Linked DNA regions of Mus musculus: region 2 is linked to region 1. Evidence: chromatin loops called from intact Hi-C (ENCODE). Cell type or tissue: gastrocnemius. All regions are shown on one strand. Links, peaks and the distances in the headings refer to the core of each region. The heading gives the core; the rest is flanking DNA. Region 1 holds the start of Trpc4ap (transient receptor potential cation channel, subfamily C, member 4 associated protein). Region 2 overlaps Mmp24 (matrix metallopeptidase 24).

Region 1 (5,372 bases), core at 64-5,063:
AATATGCAATTATTATTTATTATTATTATCATTATTATTTATAATAATAGGCTAAGAAGGTAAGCAATCAAAACAAACTTTGGGGATTGACAGAGTAATAATAATGGTAACCACAATGAGCAGCCAAAACAGGCTCCAAGAATATTTTAGTAACCTTTTAATCTAGTTCCCTAGCATTCCTACATTTCAGCTTTGAAAGCAAATTCTTCTCCTAAATTGCCTCCTTCAGCGTGTTAAAGAACGTCTCGGGTTCACTGTTCTTCGTGATCACCTGGAGGGATGTTAGGAATCATACCGCCCAACCTTTCTAAACCTCCGTTTCCTTATCTGTGTTAAAAGTTGGAACTCAAGGCCGCGCAGTGGTAGCGCACACCTTTGATCCCAGCACTTGGGAAGCAGAGGCACGTGGATTTATGAGTTCGAGACCAGCCTGGTCTACAGAGAAAAATCCTGCCTCAAAAAACCAAAAGAGAGCAAGAGAGAAAGAGAGAGAGAGAGATGAATTCAACATATGGCTCAAGCTATTGAAGATTTCTGGGTTTGGTAGAAGGCACCTGTAGTCCCAGCACTAAGAGGGCAGTGGTAGGAGGACGTCCACAAGTTCAAGGCCAGCCTCATCTATATGAGTTTCAAGGCCAGTCAAATCTACACAGGGAGAGCCTGTCTCAAAAGTAAACTCACTTTCAAAAAAAGTCAACAGCCTGCATGCACATTGACTGATCCAAAACTATGTGATCATTAAAGGTTAGCCATTCCTCTCTCTGCCTGTCCTGACACACTCGCTCAGTGAGGTATTCTGGCTTCAAGGACAGAGCAAGTATTTCTCACCTCTTCTTAAGGCAAATGCAGAGGAATGCAATGAAGAAAAGACTGCTCATCTACAGTTTCTATAGGGAAATTCAGCCGCCCCTTCACCTGCGACCATTTCACCTTGATCTGTTCAGTTCTTTCAGTAATATTCAAATGGATCAAAATTAACTTTAAATATGTAGCGGTGTATAGAAAAATCTCACACCCATTCTCTCATCCACTCACCTAATTCCTGCCCGTCCCTCTCCCATCAACACTGTTTGGTTCCTTATGTAGTCCTCAAAACTATATACAAAGCTATCTTGAAATTAAGCTAATGTTTTCAAAGTAAGTTCTGGGATCACCTGGGAGAAAGAAGAAAAAGTGAGAGGAGTCACCTATCCTCATCTATTTATTCTAAGGTTGTGCCCTATACACCCCCCTCCCCCGCAACACACAGACACACACCCTACACCACCACATGTATAGGACATCAATCATTACACTTAATAAGCTAGACACTAAACAGAACAATAACTGATTACCCTTCAGCCCTTATATGCACCTGAAATACACTAACACTTGACACATCTATCTCCTCTGAATTTGACAATAGCCTTAAAGGGTGAATTAAATGAGTAAACAACGGCCCTGAAAGGTAACTTGCCCGAGGGAGAAAGAGAATAGGGCTTTGAACTAAAGTTCTTCCCCCAAAGCATGTATCCCTACGCTAGTAAAAGAGTCTTCTGCACCCGTTGGAGCTCAGCCTAATGTGAGATACAGGCGTGAAAGGGCAGACAACAAAGAAATATGCAATTACAGGCAAAGAAAATAGAGCATCAGAAAACGAATTGGGTGATCTGATAGAATAACAACCGGGGGGCCTACTTTAGAAAAGGAGGAGGAACGTTGAGGCCTCTGGGAAGATGACATTTATCATAAGCTTGGGAACCGTTTGGGGGCGGGGGGGCGCTGCAGTGAAGAGGACCCCGTCCTGCTCACAAGGGGCAAACACGAGACCAGTAGAAGATGAAGCCAACTCGCCAAGGTCCTCCAGACACGCAGACGTGGCGCAGGGAAATGAGGATCTAGAAACTCGGCCCAGGGCTTAGACGCGCCATCAATACCCCAGGCAGCTCGACTCCACTCGGCCCAGACCCGCAGGCCTCCAAGCTGGCCACTGCCCTCCGTCCCAACGCGGCTGACAGCGTCCGGACCGCACACAGGACAGCGCCGCGGCCAGCCAAGGGGGATCTGGACGGTCCGCAGCGGCCTGGAAAGGCCTCTTCCCCGGCCCCTGGCCAGCTCCAGCCTGGCCCGCCCCGCCCCGCCCCTCCGGGCCGGCCTCGTACCTGCACCGCCCGGACCAGGCCTCGGCCGGTGAGCTGGCCCTGCCGCAGCTGCAGCAGGATGTTACCCGGCCGCGGTCGACCTCCCCAGCCGCCCCACGCCGCCGCGGTAGCTGCCAACCGCCTCCCCCGGCTGGCCCCAGCTCCAGCCGCTGCGGGCGCTGCCGCCATGTCTCCTCGTCCGACAAACAGGAAGCAAGCGGTCCCGGAGCCGTGTCGATTTCTACGGGGCGGCGGAGGACTCTCTACATCGCCCCTAGTGGACTGACGCGGAGGTGCAAGCCGCGTGGCAGGGACTGTGCGTGCCCCGACGCCTTATGGGAACTGTAGTCTTTACCGAGGGGGAGCAGGTAGCTGAGATGTGGCTCTTCCTGGCCCTCCAGTTTGCTGAGTGGGATACCTCCAGCATTTCTTCGAGGTTGCTCCAAGTGGAAAACCAGTCACTATGTGCACAAGCTCTCAAAATTTTCGCTAGCTGGAAATGATGCAAGCCCAGTGTCCAGGGAAAAATTCTAGGCCCTAGGCCAGAGTTGACACTTGACACGTGTCCCCTTCCTTTTACAATTGACTTTAGCCAAGTCACTACACATTACCCCTAGCCCTCAGTCCATTCAATATTTAGGTCCTGGGAGCCAGACTAGTCAACTAATATTTTTATTACAATTAACAAATATGTGCTTTATGTAAATGAGACGTAAAGGACCATCAATGCTATTGCTTATTCGAAGAAAATGGCGAAAAATATTTCATTTACAGATAGATGTCAAAAAATAGTTCCTAAAGGCACCAGCTGTACTCCTCATACTGAATATATAGGTGAGGTGGAGGGCGAGGTGATAAGCAGAACAGCAGAGGGCCCTGTTAGGGGACGAGGGTTTCAGGGGACCACAGCTAATCCACACAAACAAATGTAGTTATTTATTTGGCAAACTGTATCCCCTATCAAATAGAATATTGCCCTCATTTTCCCCGCAAGTAGAACTGAATTCACTGGCTCCGACAAACCTCGGAAGCAGGGTGGTGCTGACTCTCCCCACTTTCTCTTCTAGGAGGCTATCTTGTAACAAAAATAAGTTGAGTGTGCCAAATTAGGATGCCATGAAGTTTGCTACTTGTAACTAAGGTGGCTATAATTTGTTGCCCAAACCAAAAGTCCTTAAAAAGTGAAATGATGTAATAAGTAACTTGCAGTGGAACAACAGCAGGCATTTGAGATCGCTGCCAAGGCAAACTAGACTGTGACTGACATCTGCATGCTACTTGCAAGGTGTGGCTCCCACTCGCTCCAGCAGATCACTGCCTGGTGACCTGGTTTAAGACAAAGAAAATAGGATAAGGAGAGATGAGTCAGTGGGTAGAAGCACTGGCTGCCAAAACTGACGACCTAAGTTGTTGGGTCCAATGAACCCATGTTGGTGAAAGGAGAAAATAATTCCTCCAAACTGCCCTCTAATCAATCTCTCTCTCCCTCTCCCTCTCCCTCTCCCTCTCCCTCTCCCTCTCCCTCTCCCTCTCCCTCTCCCTCTCCCTCTCCCTCTCCCTCTCCCTCTCTCTCTCTCTCACACACACACACTTTAAATGTAATTTTTTTTGTTGTTTTGGGGTTTTTTTGTTTTTGTTTTTCAAGACAGGGTTTCTCTGTGTAGCCCTGGCTGTCCTAGAACTCACTCTGTAGACCAGGCTGGCCTCGAACTCAGAAATCTGCCTGCCTCTGCCTCCCAAGTTCTGGGATTAAAGGAACGTGCTACCACTATTCGGCTTAAATGTAATTTTTTAAAAAAGATTTATTTATTATTATACATAAGTACACTGTAGCTGTCTTCAGACACACCAGAAGAGGGTGTCAGATCTTATTACGGATGGTTGTGAGCCACCATGTGTTTGCTGGGATTTGAACTCAGGACCTCTGGAAGAGCAGTCAGTGCTCTTACCTGCTGAGCCATCTCGCCAGCCCTAAATGTAATTTTTTTTAAAAGATTTATTTATTGATTATATGTAAGTACACTGTAGCTGTCTTCAGACACTCCAGAAGAGGGAGTCAGATCTTGTTACGGATGGTTGTGAGCCACCATGTGGTTGCTGGGATTTGAACTCCTGACTTTCGGAAGAGCAGTCGGGTACTCTTACCCACTGAGCCATCTCACCAGCCCCTAAATGTAATTTTTAAAGTTAAATTTTTTTATTGAAAGAGAGCAAGAAGAGGGAGGGTTTAGAGGGAGGAAAGGGAAGAAAAATGACATAATTACATAATACTCTCAAAAGTAAAAGAAATAATTTTTTAAAAAAGGAAAAAACTTTATAAAATAAAAGCCATAAAACTGCATTAAAAAAAAAAAAAAGCCGGTCAGTGGTGGCGCACCCTTTAATCCCAGCACTTGGGAGGCAGAGGCAGGCTGATCTCTGAGTTCGAGGCCAACCTGGTCTACAGAGTGAGTTCCAGGACAGCCAGGGCTACACAGAGTAATCTGTAATCCTGTCTCAAAAACAAAAACAAAAAACAAAAAACAAAACACAAAACAAAGAAAACAGAAAAACCTGCATTTTTCAGTGCAATTGTCCCATCATGAAATCTGAATGAACCAAATAAAACCCTGTGTGTTTGTGATTGTTGGAGAAGAATCAGAAACAGGAAGTTTATCCTGTGATAAAGGAGATTTTTTTTCCAACGGACAAAAAGCAAAAACCAAACCAAAACAAAACAAAACAAAAGAAATAGGTCTTTAACTTTACAGTTAAATCTAAAATTCATCTTAGAAATATAAATGTAACAAAATCAAAGTGTAGTTTTAAAACTGGGTTTAGGGACAGAGAAGTACACCGGCATAGATTCACACCCACAAAAATCCAAAATAAGTGGGTTTTGAAATATAAGTTATATGTGCACAGAGCTGTTAGAAGTACAAAGCATTAAAAGGCAGCAGTGAATGAAGACCATCTTTTACGATTTGGGGGGAGAAATGCCTTCTTAAGCATAAAGTCCAGAGCCATGACAGGAAGATTAATAAAACTGACCTCAACATTCTAAGCGAGACAGCATGAACAAGCATAGAAAGCGCACGGCATTCTGGGAAAGTTAGTTTAGGATGTATGAAGAGCTTTCTGTCCAGTCTGCCTCAAGTTCTCCACCCCAGGTAGTTGTCTGAGAGGCTAGGTTTCCCACCCCCTTCTTTCTGATCAAAGACTACTTCCCTGAGCACAGATAGAAAGCTTTGTCTCTTATGCTCCCCATACCTG
Region 2 (5,372 bases), core at 52-5,051, 120 kb after region 1:
GAAAAAATTAATTTAAATTTATAATATTTACACTGAAGTTTCAGCTCTTTGGCCACTAAGAACTAGTCACTCACTTTAAATGCTCAATAGCCATATGTGCGTATGGCCAGAGGCAACAATATTGACAATACACACACAGAGCATTTTATCACCACAGAATGTCAGAGGACAGCTCTCGGGGTCTCTAAAGCCAGGAACCGGGATGGGCCCGTTAGAGCAGTGACTCTCAGCTGGGCTGTCCTTAAGAGTCATCTTGGGAGTCTTATAAAAACTCCTGACCCCAAGCCCTCACCGCAAAGATTTGAGTGAGTCCCTCTCAGAAGCTTCCTGAAGATCTAGAGGTGTAAAAGTCTCCTGGGTGATTCCCGTGAGTGGCCCAAGTTGAGAGGCATTGCAGAGGGAAGGAAGAAAAGAGACCCCAAGGGTACAAAGTCTTTGGAATAGGGTGGACACCCCTAACAATAGAGGTTAATAGAGAAGCCCCCAAGGACAGACAAACCTTGCAGGACCCTGGAAAAGAAGGAACATGGTTCAAGGCAGATGTTTCCAGAAACTCTGAGCTTGAAGGCAGCCTGGTCTTGCAGGCCTCAGATCGGTGACATGGGCTTCACCTGAGACCTTGAAGACATGCTGTCTGGCTACACCCCAGGCTCTCTGAGTCACAACCTGCGTTACCAAGATTCCCGAGATGAGTCATTACATCAACAGAGTTTGAGCTGATAACTATTGGATTCCAAAATCCAGAGGTCATTGGTGATCTTGGCAAGTGGTTCGGGTGGAAAATGGAGATGAAGCTCTTTTGAAGTTGGCTGAAGAGTGGAAGTGGTTAGAAATTAAGAGTCCAGCCTGTGTGGAGGGGAGCAGCAAAGGAGGGTGTGGGACATTGGCCTGAAGGCAGGACACTGGCCCAAAGGCAGCTTCTTAAAAAGGAAGATGCCAGACCTGGGGTCGGAGAGTGGAGGTCCCCATCCATCCAGAGCTGTTTCCATTTGTGTTCTCAGAGACGGGGGCGTGAAGTCAGGGAGAAGGTACAGGAAGTCAGAGGGACAGACCTGACCCGGAACTGCCTATGCAGTGTTGGGGCAATGATAGATGACAGAAGGGAAACGCTGGGCCCTCCCTAAGATCCAGCCCCTCTCTCCAGGACCCCCAGCTGAGCCTCTGGAGCCCACAAGGCCCCTCCCTACACTCCCGGTCCGCAGGATCCACTCGCCATCTGAGAGGAAGCACGAGCGGCACCCAAGGCCCCCACGGCCGCCTCTTGGGGACCGGCCATCCACTCCAGGTGCCAAACCCAACATCTGCGATGGCAACTTCAACACAGTGGCCCTCTTCCGAGGGGAGATGTTTGTGTTCAAGGTACGGAGAGCGATCAGCTCTACCCACTGTCCCTTTCCCCGCCGCAGAGCTGGGCAGGCTCCGGCTCCAAGTCGGGGTACTGTGGGGCCTGGATAGGAACTGATCTGGGGGCCGGGACCCAGAGTCTCTTTCTGGTGCTGATAGGTTAATCAATTTGGTTCTACAAGGTGACAAGGAGAGACTGGAGAACTGACAGCTTCCAAGAAGCCAGTGCTCAGGAAAATGCCGGAGATGGGGGTCTGTGACTTTGGACAAGTCACCCTCTTCTTCAGACCTCAGCTATTCACTTGGGGGGGTCATTCTTCTGGCACAGGATGTGTGAAGATTAGAGGCTAAGAAGATGCAGAGTGGAGGCTGGTCACGGTGGCAGGGTCTACAGCTCCTGCCAGGGCATGAGTGGCTGGTACTGGCCAGGCCGTATCATGTTCCCTGTCCTGTGCCTGTCATGTGATCCATGGGCTGGCTAGATCCTTGGGGAAACACGCTGAGATAGAGTTGGGATGAGGGGTTCTGGTTAAGGAGACAGCTTTAGAATCAACAGCTGTGGCCAGAAGGATGGAGAAGCCAGTCAAGACAAGGGGGAAAGCAGAGGAGACACAGACCTGGTGCTAACTCAGCCCCTTAATGGAAATGCTGAAGCTAGAATGGCCGGCCCATCAGAGCCATTCCATGCTGGGTGCAAAAGGGGGACTACACCATCACAGAAGAGCTGGAGGCTGCCTGCTGGTACACCCCAGACACTAGGAAGTACCCTTCATCAAATGGGAGCTGCAAAACAGGTCTCCATGGCACTGGGTGGAAGAGAAGAGCCACCCCATTTTCCTTCGTAAGGTCTCCCCAGCAAACTTCAATCACTAAGAATCAGGCCACATAGGCTAGCCCCTTTCTGCCTCTCACTAAGCGACTGGCTCTAGGCATGCCCCTTGGCCTTCCTTAAGACTCTGTATATGTCAGACTGACTTGACAGAGTTTTGCAGGTCAGAATAAAGTATTTTAAAAACTGGACCAGAAAGTGATTTGTAAAAACACTTTAAAATGGCCACCTTCAGGGTTAAGAGTGCTTATTGCTCTTGCAGAGGACCTGGGTTCAGTTCCCAGTACACACATGGGGGCTCACAAGTGCTTCTAGCCAGCTCCAAAGAACCCAGTGCCCTCTTCTGATGTCTGCAGGCTCATGCACACATGCCTTGTACATTCATTCATACACTCAGACACAAACCCATACACATAAATGAATTTTTAATAAAACTCTAGGTTTGTACTATCTTCTGAGTCATGTTCCTACTGCAGCTCTCGTACCTCTTTGATCCTCTCAACAAAGTGTTCACAGGCCATGTGTGGGTTTTACCATCTTTTTTACCATGCTGGGATTCCCACCAGACCGGGGCCAAGCCCAACTGATATTGGTAACTCTCTGCTGCCCTCCCGTGGTCACTCCTGGCCATGGCAGTCTCCTTTCAAGTCTTTCCACACCTCTCCCACACCCATCTGCCTCTTGTCTCATAGTCTTGGACAGCAGGAGGCTGATGTAGAGTTAGTTACATCCTGTCTTCTTTAAAGAGTTGGAAGAAACAGATGGACAGACTCTATGGGAGGTTGTGAGTCTGAGCCCCAGGGTTGGGGTTGGGTTGTTGGGCCTGGGCCCTGGGGCTGAGATCACTGAATTCAGAGGTAAAAACCTGCCACCTGCCTCTCTCCTCTTCACTTCCCCCATTCCTCCCGCCTCCCAGGATCGCTGGTTCTGGCGCCTGCGCAATAACCGGGTGCAGGAAGGCTACCCCATGCAGATCGAACAGTTCTGGAAGGGCCTGCCCGCCCGCATAGACGCAGCCTATGAAAGAGCTGACGGGAGATTCGTCTTCTTCAAAGGTAACGTGGGCGTTTCCACGTCCCTTTTGAGGCTTCCTTTTTCCTATCGAAACCAGAAGAGGTGGTGTGGGAAACAGATGCCCTGCATGGGCTGACAATGACTTCTGAAGGGTCAGGTTTCTGCAGAAAGGAAACTCTGGGAAGTCAAGAAAGGGCCAAAGTTGATGGGGTGAAAAATTCCATCCATACAAAGTCCAGGGCAAGACAAGGAAGGCCACCCATACTTCACTAGAGGTCATTCTCTCAGTTCTGTAAGAGCGCAAGCACACCAACAGGATAGAGGAAAGGGGAAAGAGGGGGAAGCAAGCTAACATGCCTAGCCTGGGCTAGCTCTGTTCTGAGTTGTTTCATATTGGTAACCTTGACTTAACCTAATGTTGAGCAGCCGGGGATCTTGGGAAGGCACAGGATATAAGGGGGTGGGGCTGTACCATCAGAGTTAGGAGAGGGTATAGCAGATGAAGGAGTGTGAGGATCTGAGACAGCCGTGAGTTGATGTGTGGAGAGTGCATTAAGTCCCGAGTGCTGTGCAGTGTTGACATGAGCCAGCCACGTCAAGGACAGAGGAACTTGGATGCATGGGAAATTGGTGACTTTCTGCCTATGGGTCAGGCTTTGAATTGGCAGAGCCTTGTTGTGGTCCAGGTGTGAATGTTTATGAACAGTTGACCAGTGTGTACAAAAAAACTAAGTAACTCGCTGGGCAGTGGTGGTGCACGCCTTTAATCCCAGCACTTGGGAGGCAGAGGCAGGCGGATTTCTGAGTTTGAGGCCAGCCTGGTCTACAGAGTGAGTTCCAGGACAGCCAGGGCTACACAGAGAGACCCTGTCTCAAAAAAAACAAAAACAAACAAACAAACCAAAAACCCTAAGTAACTGCAGCTTCCTCCATCCTGAGACTGCTCACCTACAGGGGCTTCCACTGGGACTGCTCCACCTGACCCCAGCTGTGGGGAGCAGTAGCATGCGATGTCATAGGAGTGGCTAAGATCACCAAAAAACAAAAGAGGGTCAAGACAAGCTACACCTGTAATCCCAGCCCTTGGAAGGCAGAGGTGGGAGGATCGCAGAATGGCTGAGACAAATCTGCTCTCCATAATGAATTCCAAGCTAGCCAGGGATTAAAAAAAAAAAAAAGATGTTGTCTCAAAAGGGACATCAAGCCGGGCAGTGGTGGCGCACGCCTTTAATCCCAGCACTTGGGAGGCAGAGGCAGGCGGATTTCTGAGTTCAAGGCCAACCTGGTCTACAAAGTGAGTTCCAGGATAGCCAGGGCTACACAGAGAAACCTTGTCTCGAAAAACAAACAAACAAACAAACAAAAAACAAAAGTGACATCAAAACCAAGATGGTGGGACAGAGAACCTATGTAGTATGGTGCACATTGCCCAAAAGCTACGATTGGCTTTTGCTCCACAGGTCTGCTGGGCCAGGGGCTAAAACTCACATTCCGGCTTCATGAATGAAGATGGGCAAGTGGGAGCACTGTGCCAGCCCTGAGCGGCTCACGGAGGCTGATTCTGTGTTCTCTTCTCTGCAGGAGACAAGTACTGGGTTTTCAAAGAAGTGACGGTGGAACCTGGGTACCCCCACAGCTTGGGGGAGCTGGGAAGCTGCCTGCCCCGTGAAGGAATTGACACAGCTCTGCGCTGGGAACCTGTGGGCAAAACCTACTTCTTCAAAGGCGAACGATACTGGCGCTACAGCGAGGAGCGGCGAGCCACAGACCCTGGCTACCCCAAGCCCATCACCGTGTGGAAGGGCATCCCGCAGGCTCCGCAAGGGGCCTTCATCAGCAAGGAAGGATGTATGTAAGGGCCAAGCTGAGGTGGGAATGGGGAGTTAATCTTATGTGGTTCTCAAGGGCCAGGCATCTTCTCTGGAGTATCCCAATTGGAGTGATGTAATTTGATAGCCGACAAATGGCCCCAAATGGACCATGTTCACATAGTAAATTAACTTGCAGTGATGGATAGGAGGTGGTTCAAAGGTTACTTTTCATGGGGCTTGAAGGCTACCCTGGCAATCTCCGTATGCCATCAGGTCTCCCTATCAGATTAGAAGCTTCTCTAAGGAGGCTCAGACTTTACCAGGTACAGAACAAGCATCCATGACTGTCTACTGACCGACCTGGATAAAAGCAC

The links. Peaks named below come from ENCODE experiments on the same cell type or tissue, not always from the same donor. Only the 100,000 strongest peaks of a DNase experiment are listed, where the experiment ranks them.
Region 2: a loop joins it to region 1, with 6 times the contacts of the local background. A loop is called at or near these places in 8 of 42 quality-filtered maps.

Annotation. Positions count from the first base shown.
Region 1 is chr2:155,689,998-155,695,369 of GRCm38, forward strand. Trpc4ap (transient receptor potential cation channel, subfamily C, member 4 associated protein) reads right to left here and starts at 2,387. Exons shown (of 19, transcript NM_001163452.1): 1 at 2,142-2,387. The coding sequence starts at 2,309. In gastrocnemius, for the core only: a CTCF peak has its summit at 2,398; a DNase peak (open chromatin) is centred at 2,373; H3K4me3 peaks cover 2,235 bases; H3K27ac peaks cover 1,445 bases.
Region 2 is chr2:155,809,128-155,814,499 of GRCm38, forward strand. Mmp24 (matrix metallopeptidase 24) reads left to right here. Exons shown (of 9, transcript NM_010808.4): 6 at 1,145-1,359; 7 at 3,090-3,228; 8 at 4,769-5,035. Among named protein-coding and RNA genes, the nearest start is that of BC029722, 7.4 kb to the right of the region's middle. In gastrocnemius, for the core only: a CTCF peak has its summit at 2,789 (motif pointing left); DNase peaks (open chromatin) are centred at 1,219, 2,782 and 3,084.